3 separate regions of the Homo sapiens genome follow, and all the other regions are linked to region 1. The links are chromatin contacts, found by Hi-C or POLR2A ChIA-PET in ENCODE. All regions are on one chromosome and are shown on one strand. Each heading gives the region's core, a stretch centred on a gene start or an enhancer-like site at or near the end of the contact. The rest is flanking DNA. Distances are from core to core; before and after follow the strand shown.

What was found. A loop is a pair of places that touch in the nucleus more often than their neighbours do. ChIA-PET counts read pairs that join two places held with the same protein, here RNA polymerase II (POLR2A). Pooled maps may share reads with other maps.
Region 2: a map with no recorded cell type shows a loop between it and region 1 (8-fold over the local background). The contact joins the promoter of ERCC5 here to the enhancer-like site in region 1. A Hi-C loop is called at or near these places in 1 of 168 maps with a recorded cell type or tissue (endothelial cell of umbilical vein), 15 of 37 single-sample maps with no recorded cell type and 10 of 50 pooled maps. POLR2A ChIA-PET finds 5 or more read pairs at or near these places in 1 of 52 experiments (OCI-LY7).
Region 3: a map with no recorded cell type shows a loop between it and region 1 (6-fold over the local background). The contact joins the promoter of TEX30 here to the enhancer-like site in region 1. A Hi-C loop is called at or near these places in 4 of 37 single-sample maps with no recorded cell type and 4 of 50 pooled maps.

Annotation. Positions count from the first base shown.
Region 1 is chr13:102,438,625-102,442,212 of GRCh38, reverse strand. No RefSeq gene overlaps it. Among named protein-coding and RNA genes, the nearest start is that of FGF14-AS2, 46 kb to the right of the region's middle. Within about 2 kb of position 1,697, at least 3 of the 41 ENCODE cell types and tissues checked have a DNase peak (open chromatin) inside an H3K27ac peak, as active enhancers do; they include OCI-LY7, where a contact is called at or near this core.
Region 2 is chr13:102,844,437-102,848,024 of GRCh38, reverse strand. It overlaps ERCC5 (ERCC excision repair 5, endonuclease), which reads right to left and starts at 1,993. Exons shown (of 15, transcript NM_000123.4): 1 at 1,671-1,993. The coding sequence starts at 1,758. All of the region lies in intron 9 of BIVM-ERCC5 (BIVM-ERCC5 readthrough), which reads right to left. RefSeq lists a silencer at 1,205-1,254 and enhancers at 1,416-2,238, 1,605-2,394, 2,605-2,654, 2,239-3,063.
Region 3 is chr13:102,772,250-102,775,837 of GRCh38, reverse strand. TEX30 (testis expressed 30) reads left to right here and starts at 2,052. Exons shown (of 6, transcript NM_138779.5): 1 at 2,052-2,156. RefSeq lists enhancers at 942-1,619, 1,620-2,297 and a silencer at 1,880-2,219.

The sequences.
Region 1 (3,588 bases), core at 448-2,947:
CAGTCTATTTCAAGGAGATCTAATATTTCCATACCAATAGCAGAAGGTAAGGAAGAACTAGGTACTAGGTAACTTGCAGCATTAATCCTTTATTAGAAAATATTTTTCTCCCAAACTACCATTCAGTAATACTAATTTATGTTTATAAATCAATGTGGGTGGTTTCCTTGTTTGATTCAATGAGCCATGTCTTTAAGATTTGACACAGGGAGAAATACTTCCAAATTTTTTCCAGGTAAGTCTTTAATAACAGCAATGATTTGTCTAATTATTCCTCTGGTTTTGAACACAAATTAACAATTTCCCCCTTTTTAGAAATAATAACAAAAACATTTTAACTTTTTCTAGTTAAAAACACAGCAATGAGCATCTTTGCTTATAAAATCATACTACGTGTAAATTATTTTCTTGACAGTGCAATTTCAAGTCAGAAATTAGGATATAGAAAAAAATCCCACAGGAAAAAATAGGTCAAGATTATAGTGAGGTGGGAAAACAAGTAAGAAAAACTCCCAAAACAAGGTGCTATTTTTAAAATCTCATAAAAACAAGAGAAGAGAAAATTTTGTGAGCTTGAAAAAAAGTTAGTAGAGCTAGCTAACCAATCTTTCTTCTAAAATTTGGGAAAATAAAAAGAAGCAATAAAAACATATTGTGATGAATCCCATGCTATAACAAAGAGAAAAGAAGGGGCATGCTGGAAAGACATGTTTAGGAAAAGAAAAAGGAGTGTGTGTGTGTGTGTGTGTGTGTGTGTGCAATTTCTAGCTCTATCCATAAAGAGGTCAAGAAACAATGACCAGCTCACTATGAACACACATTCACAGCATCCAGACTATGGTCTCAAAGATCATTTCTATTTTTTAAAAAGAGGGGTTCTTGGAACATTGATTGTGGACAGGAAGTGTACAAAATGAAACTGGGACATTTTGACATACCAGATAGCATAGAAGCTATAAAAAGCTACTAGGTTTGTGTCAAAAGGACACAAGAGTCAATTCAAAGAGGCTTGTATTCACCAAGGGTAGGATAATTTGAACCTTAATAAAGATACAGATTTCAATGGGTTAAAAACTATCAAATATGTTTAAACTTAAGAGTCTGTAATGACTATCAACAAGAGAATATCAATCTATGTATCCTGCCTTTTCTATATAGCCGCTATCCCTGGGTAATCAAGTAGCAGATGAGCAGAAGTGTCGTTTTACAAAATTATTACAGCCAATAAGTGAAAACAAAATGATAGAATTAAAATATTACCATTTGTAAACTCCTGTGAATTAAAGGGTCCTGAGCATTGAGCATCAAAGGCTGCTAACATCAAGAAAGAGAAAGACATAATGTGCTTCATGATGAATGAACACACCACCACTCTAACCTTGCCAAAGGGATCAAATTGATTCTGATCAAGACTCTGGATCCAGCTGCCAATATGCAGGAAAAAGCAACATGTTGCCCTGAAGCATGAGAACTCACTTAGCAAAAGCCAAGCAACGGGAAACTACAGCTCACAAGTGTAGGCTCTTCCAACAAATGAGTTAGGAGAGAAGAAAAAAGATAGATTGAAAGGAAGTTAAAGGTATTGAAGGAAGACAGAGACCCTCTCATATTGTTTTATACTCAGTACCTGTTTTAAGAAAAAACAGCAAGGAAGTAAAACCAAAGACAGGCAGCCTGGCGCCAGGCCAGAAACCAGGTCTGAGCATGCCTGGCCTAAACCCAGTAGTTAAAAATCAACTCATAACTTAGAAACCAGTGTTATTCATAGATTCCAGACATTATATAGAAGAACACTGTGAAACTCCCTGCCCTGTTCTTGTTCTCTCTGACCACTGGTGCATGCAGCCTCTGTCATGTACCACCTGCTTGCTCAAATCAATCATGACCCTTTCATGTGAAATCTTTAGTGTTGTGAGCCCTTAAAAGGGACAGAAATTGTGCATTCAGGAAGCTCGGATTTTAAGGCAGTAACTTGCCGATGCTCCCAGCTGAATAAAGCCCTTCCTTCTACAACTAGGTGTCTGAGAGGTTTGGTCTGCGGCTCGTCCTGCTACAGTATCAATTTTAAGAAATGAGAAGGCTAAACTACAGTATCTAGGGATGTAAATTAGGATAACAAAACAATACAGTAATAATGTAAGGAAATGAGTCCTCTAAAAGCTGTGAGAGTAATTCCTCATGGAGGTAGAGAGCTGTGGTTGGTCCTGGACATTCTGGGGGCCTTCTGGAGTGGCTGGAGAGTTCTTTTTCTTTCTTTCTTTTCTTTTCTTTTCTTTTTTTTTTTTTTGAGTCAGGGTCTCACTCTATCACCCAGGCTGGAGTGCTGGAGTGTGCTGATGCAATCTCAGCTCACTGCAGCCTCTGCCTCCGGGGTTCAAGCGATTCTCCTGCCTCAGCCTCCGGAGTAGCTGGGATTACAGGCATGTGCCACCACACTTGGCTAATTTTTGTATTTTCAGTAGAGATGGGGTTTCACCATGTTGGCCAGGCTGGTCTCGAACTCCTGACCTCAGGTGATCCACCTGCCTCAGCCTCCCAGAGTGCTGAGATTACAGGGGTGAGCCACCGGGCCTGGCCTTTTTTGTTTCATTTTTTTTTTTTTTGAGATGGAGTCTCGCTCTGTCGCCCACGCTGGAATGGAGTGGTGCAATCTCAGCTCACTGCAACTTCTACCTTCCGGGTTCAAGCGATTCTCATGCCTCAGCCTTCTGAGTAGCTGGGATTATAGGTGCCCGTCACCTCGCCTAGCTAATTTATTTTTATTTTTAGCAGAGACAGGGGTCTCCCCATGTTGGCTAGGCCAGTCTCCAACTCCTGACCTCAAGTGATCTGCCCGCCTTGACCTCCCAAAGTGCTGGGATTACAGGCATGAGCCACTGTGCCCAGCCTGGATAGTTATTTTTCTTCATCTGTGAAGTGGGTACAGAGATCTTAAAAGAGACAAAATCAGAACAAAACTGACTAATTTGCAAGCAAGAAGCAAGAATGGAAAAGAATAGCGGTAATGTAAATTCAAGTACTTGCAGGATTGAAAAGAGAACTGTTTCTTAAACCTAATTATTAAAAGATAAAACTGAGGAATTTTTTTTTCTTTTTTTTGCTCCATCATCCACTGACACAGAAACCTAGAGGAATTTTTGGAATACAACCTAACTTTACATCTCGAGGAACTAGGAAAAGAAGAGCAGACTAAATCCAAAGTTAGCAGAAGGAAGGAAATAATAAAGATCAGGCAGAATTATTTCTACTAGAAAATCTATAGAAAAAATCAACAAAAATAAGCGTTGGTTTTTTGAAAAAATAGAGAAACCCTCAGCTAGACTAAGAAAAAAGGGGGGAGTTTTAAATAAATAAAATACAAATAAATGTGGAGGCTAATCAAAACTTAGCGTTAAGATGAGGATAAAATAAGAGCATGGTTGCCATATTCATTGTTAAAACTTCTGAAGAGATTAAGGTTTTCCCAGTAAATTCTTTTAGTTGGATAAAATGGCTGAAGAAAAACAGACAAACATGTAACTCTCCTATCTCTGTCTCATAAACACAATATACATGCATGTATGTTAGGTGTGGGACATGGAACAAGAA
Region 2 (3,588 bases), core at 744-3,243, 410 kb before region 1:
ACCACGTCCAGCTAATTTTTTGACTGTGTGTAGACAGGGGTTCACTATGTTGCCCAGGCTGGTCTTGAACTCCTGGGCTCAAATGATCCTCCTGCCTTGACCTCCCAAAGTGCTGGGATGACAGGCGTAAGCCACTGAGCCTGGCCACAGTCCTCTTTAGTAATTCTTCACAAGGGCTGCTACATAAAATGATCTAAATCTTTGCTGAAGTTTTAAGGGTTCTTGTCACTGAAAACTAACCTTTACCCTTTATTTCTGAGAAAATCTTTAGACTGCAATGATACTAAGCAACAGCTTGAGGGCAGCAACAGCGCATGTGCTCTAAAAAACAAAAAACAAAACAAAACAAAACAAAAATCCTTTGGCTTTCCCCAATTCAAAGTACCCTGTATAAAAACTTTTAAGCCAAAAATCAATTACAGATTTATTTAAAGATTATTCACTTGCAAAAAATGATAATCTCATTATGTTTTAAAACTTATCAATGTCGTTTTATTTATAAGTTTTGTACCTACTGAAGAATTAGGGCTCCACAGTCAGGGATTCCTTTGCTGAACGCCCACACACTCTTGCACTCCATTTCCCGTCCCCAATCCCCCCGCAATCATTTACAGGACTCTTTCCACAAGCCCACGAGCCCCTAGACTCATAGATCCCCATTTAGGAAATTGGTGTAAGGTATCACCAGATTCTGAGCCAGAATAGATACTCAAAAAAAAAAAAAAAATGACTACATAACAAAGAAAAAGATAAAAATTTCAAAAGCAGTATCACGTTTTGCTAATGAAAAAAGAATTTAATTCCAATGACAAACAAAACCAGCCAAACATGTACAGAAACAATAGTCCTTAAAAAGTCAATTTAAAAAATGGGTAAAACACCTGTCCACACTATCCTTCCTCTAAGAAACATAAATGGGGCAAGACTCAAGCAAAACTAATCGTCGAAGTCTACTCTGCTCTCCTTACTGACCTCCCGGACAGGATAATAACTTTAAGATTTACTGTATTAATCGCACTAAACTTCTCTCATGTAGGCAATTTCTTTATTCCTCATTCCAATCCTGTGTGTAGATACTATCACCACCTCTACTTTGCAGATGAGAGAACTAAGGCAGAGAGGAACATAAAGCACTGCCACAAAGTGACAAACCAGGATGCACAGGCCGCTAAGACTGCAAAGCTGGGGAAAGCAGACAGGGCGGCCCGCCTCATCACCCGATTCCGCAATCAACCTACCACGGATCAAAAATATTTGCGATGGAAAAAAATAAATAAATAAAACATACCAATAAAAACTACAAAAAATTTTAAAATACAGTATAACAACTATTTACAGATCACTTACATTGCATTCGGCATTACAAGTAAGCTAGAAACGATTTAAAAGATTACGGAAGTGGGTAGTTTATATGCAAATACCACGCCATTATATAAGGGAGTTGAAGGAACTTGAACATCGTGGTATACGGAGGAGGGGCTGGAACCAAAGCCCCGGGGATACCGAGGGACGACTGTACTTAGAAAACCTAGTGACAGAGATTCTATAGCGACCCCGACCCCGACCCAAGACCATCATCCTGCAGATGCCACTGTGCCCAAGGCAGAGCCCCGCGAGGAATCCAGCCCCGAATCCCTGCACCCCAAGTCCCAACGCGGCGTTAAGGATACCAACAGCCAGGATCTTCCCTTCCAGCGCTTCGGGGCTGACCTGCCGCCCGGAGCACTCCAGCAGCTTCCAGAGCCCCTGGACCCCCATGAGGCGGCTGCGTCCTAAGAGCGGACCCCGACAACTTCTACTCTAATTCTTCTACGACGGACTGCACCGCCGCCTAGGACCCCGGGAGGAAGCCCTCCCTGCTCCTACACAACAAAGATGGCAAATAATACAGAAGCCACGGTTTTCCAGTGGGGGACGGCACTAATGGGAGCGCATTAAAGCGGAGAGACTCTGGCTGCAACACGTCTCAGCAGCTGTCACCGCCTCCCGGAAGAAAGACAGGTCCAGAGAATGGCCGTTGGCGGGGAGGGGCAGGGCCTCGCCTCGCCCAGCGCTTAGGCCCAAACGTCTGCGCCGCTAATGGAAGACCGGGGTGCAAGGGCCACGCAGGCGACGGAAACAGCCAGAAGATGTCCCTGCGACACCTCCCGCCTTCGCTGGTGGGTCCGCAAACCCATGAAAAATGGGCCCGCTCGGTTTCCGTCTAATACGACGCGCAGGGCGGAAGCTCCGCCTCCGCACATGACGTATATTTTCTGCGCTTGCAGCACTCCGGAAGTGAGAAGTTTAGCGCCAGTGGTGATGCCTTGGTGGTTACTTGCTTCCGTCACGCTGGCATCCTGAAGGCGTTAAGCATTAAAACAATGTGCAAAAGCGCCTTCTTGGTGGAGTAACGGGCTTTTGTTTTTGTTTGAGACAGGGTCTCACGCTGTCGCCCATACTGGAGTCCAGTGGCGCATTCTTAGCTCACTGCAGCCTGGAACTCCTGCTGCCCGAGCTCAAGCAACTTTCCCATCTCAGCCTCTCAAGTAGCTGGGACCGCAGGTGCGCACCACTATGCTTGGCGAATTATTTTTGTAGAAATGAGGTCTCCCTGTGTTGCCCAGGCTGGGAACTATTTTCTACACGCTTTTTTAGTATCGGTTTCTACCTTTGCGCCGCCGTGTGTGAAGATACTTAACACAAAGTGTTGTTTTACACGTGAAGAGACAACCAAAAGGTGGATGCCTTCTTGGTTTTGTACTATTTATTTATATGCTAGCACGTAGTAACTAAAGAATAATAAAATTTAAAGCCTGTGAAAATGTTAGGGTCCCAAAATTACTAAGCAAAAGGGAAAAGTCAAGCTGGGAACTGCTCAGGGCAAAACCTGCCTCCCATTCTAGTCAGTCATCCTTCTGCTCACTGAGATAGATGCATATTCTGATTGTCTCCTTTGGAAAGGCTTATCAGAAACTCGTATGCAGCCTTTTGTCTCTCATCTACCTGTGACCTAGAAGCCCTTCCTGCTTCCGAGTTGTCCCCACCTTTCTGGAAGGAACCAGTGTACTTACATATGTTGATTGATGTCTCCTGTCTCCCTAAAATGTATAAAACCAATCTGTGCCCCAACCACCTTGGGCACATGTCATCTGGACTTCCTGGGGCTGTGTCACAGCTGCGCGTCCTTAACGTTGGCAAAATAAACTTTCTAAATTAACTGAGACCTGTCCCAAATTTTGGGGGTTCACAAGCCTTAATCCTTGACATATAGTTTAGTTTTCTTCAGCATCTAAAAGTTATAATGCCGCGGCTTGTAGATCAGAAAGGACTAGAAATCAATTAACAGAGTAACCCCAGAAAAGGCCACAGCTCTGGAACCCTCAGGCCAAGATTCAAATCCCCGCATCGTGCCTCACTATGGTGTTTAGCATCCCTGAAGTCACAGTTGTTCAGAATTTGTGTCTCCATCAGTAATCAGGGCATAAAACCAACCTTGCAGACTTCAGTAAGTATTCAAGGTGTTACATGCAACGCACTTAGCACTAGTAACTATAAAGGATAGTATTAGCATCCATATTTGTTCAAATTGGAACGAAATTTAAACTC
Region 3 (3,588 bases), core at 803-3,302, 330 kb before region 1:
TATACTATATATAGTACGGATATATATTATATGTGTGTATATATACACATATGTATATGTGTGTGTGTGTATGTATATATATATATATATAGAGAGAGAGAGAGAGAGAGACGGAGTCTCGCTCTGTTGCCCAGCCTGGAGTGCAGTGGTGCGCTCTTCTCGGCTTTGCAACCTCTGCCTCCAGGGTTCAAGCAATTCTCCTGCCTCAGCTCCCGAGTAGCTGGGACTACAGGTGCCTGCCACTACGCCTGAGTAATTTTTGTGTTTTTGGTAGATGCCGGGTTTCACCGTGTTGGCCAGGCTGGTCTCCAACTCCTGACCTCAGGTGATCCACCCGCCTTGGTCTCCCAAAGTGCTGGGATTACAGGCATGCGCCAGGGCACCCGGCCACTGGCTAGCTATATTTATACCTACTCCTTCATCGTACGCTAAATAAGGGGTGGGTTATTCACGAATTTTCTAGAAAAGGGGTGGGGAGTTCCCCGGAACTGAGAATTCTTCCGTTTTTAAACCATATAAGGTAAGGTCTGGGCATTGCCATGGCATTCGTAAACTGTCAGAGTGCTGGTGGAAGTGTTGTAGCATGTTCATGTATTATAATTAGTGTATAATGAGCAGTGAGGGCACTAGAGGTCACTTTGGTCACCATCCTGGTTTTAGCTGGCTTGGGCCTGTTTCTTTAGGGCAGTTTTGGCCGTTTTTTTAGGGCATCCTGTTCTGACCAGATCCTGTTTTGCTCAGCAGGTGGTGATCAGTGCTTGGAAAGTCCTGCTGATCTCCTACCTCAACTATAACTGTGCAAATACTTTTCAGGGGGATAATGGAAATGTTCTTAAATTATAGTGATGGTTGCAAATGGTTTTAAAATTACTGAAAATGATTGAATGGTACACTTCAAATGAGTGAATTTTATGGCATGTAAAGAAATGTTTTTTAAAAACACAGCTAAAAAATTAGGAGACAAAGAAGTATTAAGACTTTGTAATTTGGGGAAACACTTGTGATAAATGACAGCGACTATGTGGTTTTGTGGAATGTATTTCCTTGTATGTACCGTGACAGAAAAGAGGGCAGGTGCCAACTGCACTGGGCTTGGGGAAGATTCATTCATTTAAGAAATTTTTTTTTTTCTGAGCATTATTCATACACAAGAGGTTCACGGTTAAAACAAAAATTTACAAAAAGCAACCCTTTCTTCACCTGGGAGCTTATAGCGCAGTGAGGAGACACAGATACATCCATAGCTCGTGAGGTGACCGGGGAAGGACAGGAAGAGCGGGGAGGTGATCAGGGGAGGCCTCGCTGTGAAAACCACGCGCCCTGTCGACCCCGAGGAGACGCGGCCCACGCTGGGAGGGAGCAGCCAGGACAAAAGCCGGTCGTCGTGGGGTCCCGCCTGGTGAGTGGGGGTGAGGACAGCGAAGTGTGGGCTGCCCTGGGCTTCCAGGGAAAGGAGCCAGATGGAGAGGGGAGATGTGGGGGACCGATCGCGTGCAACAGCCTAGGCCACTGCCGGCCGCTGGCTGTGGCAATGAGCGCGGAGCCTTTGGAAGATCCAGGGGACAGGCTTCCACAGCATCCACGTGGCTGCGGCGTCGCCGACAAGGCCCAGGCGGGGGCAAGATGGTACGAAGCGACCATTTAAGTGATTGTTACAATCATCCCCGCAAAGATAACAGGGGGCTTGACCCCATGTAGAAGTGTGCGAAGCGGCTGGTTTCTGTCAGCGTTTGACCTTAACGGGAGTAACGAATCGACTATGGGTGTGAGGAAGACTGGTCAGAGCTGATCGCGCCTCGGAATGGAGTGGTGGCTGGGATGCGGAAAGGCCCCGAGTGGAGCAATCCTGGGTGAGGCGGAAACGGGGGCTGACTTTCCAGCCGTCCGCGTGCTACTGAGGCGGCGGCCACCCTGGCACCTTCCCCTAGCTCCGCTAGTCCGCGCGTACAGCCCTGGGATGTGGCGGGCTGGGAGACCCACGCTCCCGGCGTGCTCTGCGGCCCGGCCCGCGCACCCGGGGGGCGTGGCCTGCGCGCGCGTGCGTCGTAGCCGAACGCTGTGGCGGGGCAGGCGAGGCGGTCGCTTCGAGCGCGCTAGTCAGCTCCCTGAAGGGAGTGACGGCGGTTGGGTGCCCGCGGCCACTTTTGCCTTCCCGGGTAAGTGCGGCGGTGGCGGTTGGCGCCGCCGGCTGACGGGCGGCTTCCTGGGAGACGGGGAGAGCACCCGGCAGGCCCGCCTGAGACGTTTGAGGCTCGCGGGCGTCACTCCTCAGGGGCGTCTGGTCCGAGCCGGGAGGCGTTCCGCTAAGTTCGGTGCCCGCGGGCACCAGCCGGTGGGGGCTTCGTCCGCTTTGCCGGGTAGGAGGGCGGAATGTGGGGTTGGTACGGGCGGGGAGAGCCGGACGGGGCCAACCTGGACCACGTCAGCCAGTCCCGGGTGACTGGCTCGAAGTAGCCTCGGAGTTGAGAGGGGTCGACCGGGGCAGCCCGCGGCGCAGCCCCGGCAGCGCGCATTTGCGGAGAGAACGGATCCCGTGCCCCGAGCGCCGCCGAGCCCCGCACGCCCGTGAGACCCGCTTTGAATTTTCTCTCCATGTTTGCTGGGGTTGTTGACCCGACCCCCCGTAAGACTCGGACTCAACGTTTTTGTTTGCCCCACGACAGCCAGCTTAATGCTGTGGACGTAACAGGGCACGAACGTTTGTAACTGAAAGTTGAAGGGGCTGTGGCGTCTCCGTCCCGTGGCGTGGGAGGTGATCGCCCAGCCCTTGTGAGTAGTTGTCGTCCTAGAACTCCGCCGACCGCCTAGCCGGTGGAGCCGGCGCTCCGGACGCCACTAGAGCTGGCGTTTCGTGGGCGCAGCACCTCTAGCCGGTCATCTTCACCATCGCCATTGAGGGCACTGAGGCCGGGCCAGGCTTCAAACCCTGCCCTCTCTGAACCTGAAGCCAGAGATGAAAACCCAGACGACAGTGGCCTGGCACGGTGGCTCACGCCTGACCCCAGCACCATGGGAGGCCGAGGCGGGTGGATCACCTGAGGTCAGGAGTTCAAAACCAGCCTGGCCAACATGGTGAAACCCCGTCTCTACTAAAATTAGCTGGGCGCGGTGGCGGACGCCTGTAATCTCAGCTACTCGGGAGGCTGAGGCTGGAGAATCTCTTGAACCCGGGAGGCAGAGGCTGCAGTGAGCCGAGATCGCGCCGCTGCACTCCTGCCTGGGGGACAGAGCAAGACTCTGTCTCAAAAAAACAAACCCAGATGACCTAGAGCAGGTTGCTTGGGGATTGCATTATGGGGCATTTTCCGTGTTTCTGAAGAAAACCAGCATGTGTGCAGCTGCCGTGAAGAACACACTGTGCATCGTGAAGTCTGAAAAGAAGTAAAGCAGACCGGGAGAGGTGGCAAACGCCTTGGGATCCCAACGGTTTGGGAGGCCAAGGCAGGGGGTATCGCTTGAGCCCGGGAGTTCAAGACCAGCCTGCGAAACATAGGGAGACCCTCGTCTCTACAAAAACATTTAAAAATAATAAGCGGGCGTGGTGGTGAGCGTCTGTAGTCCCACCTACTCAAGAGGCTGAGGCGAGAG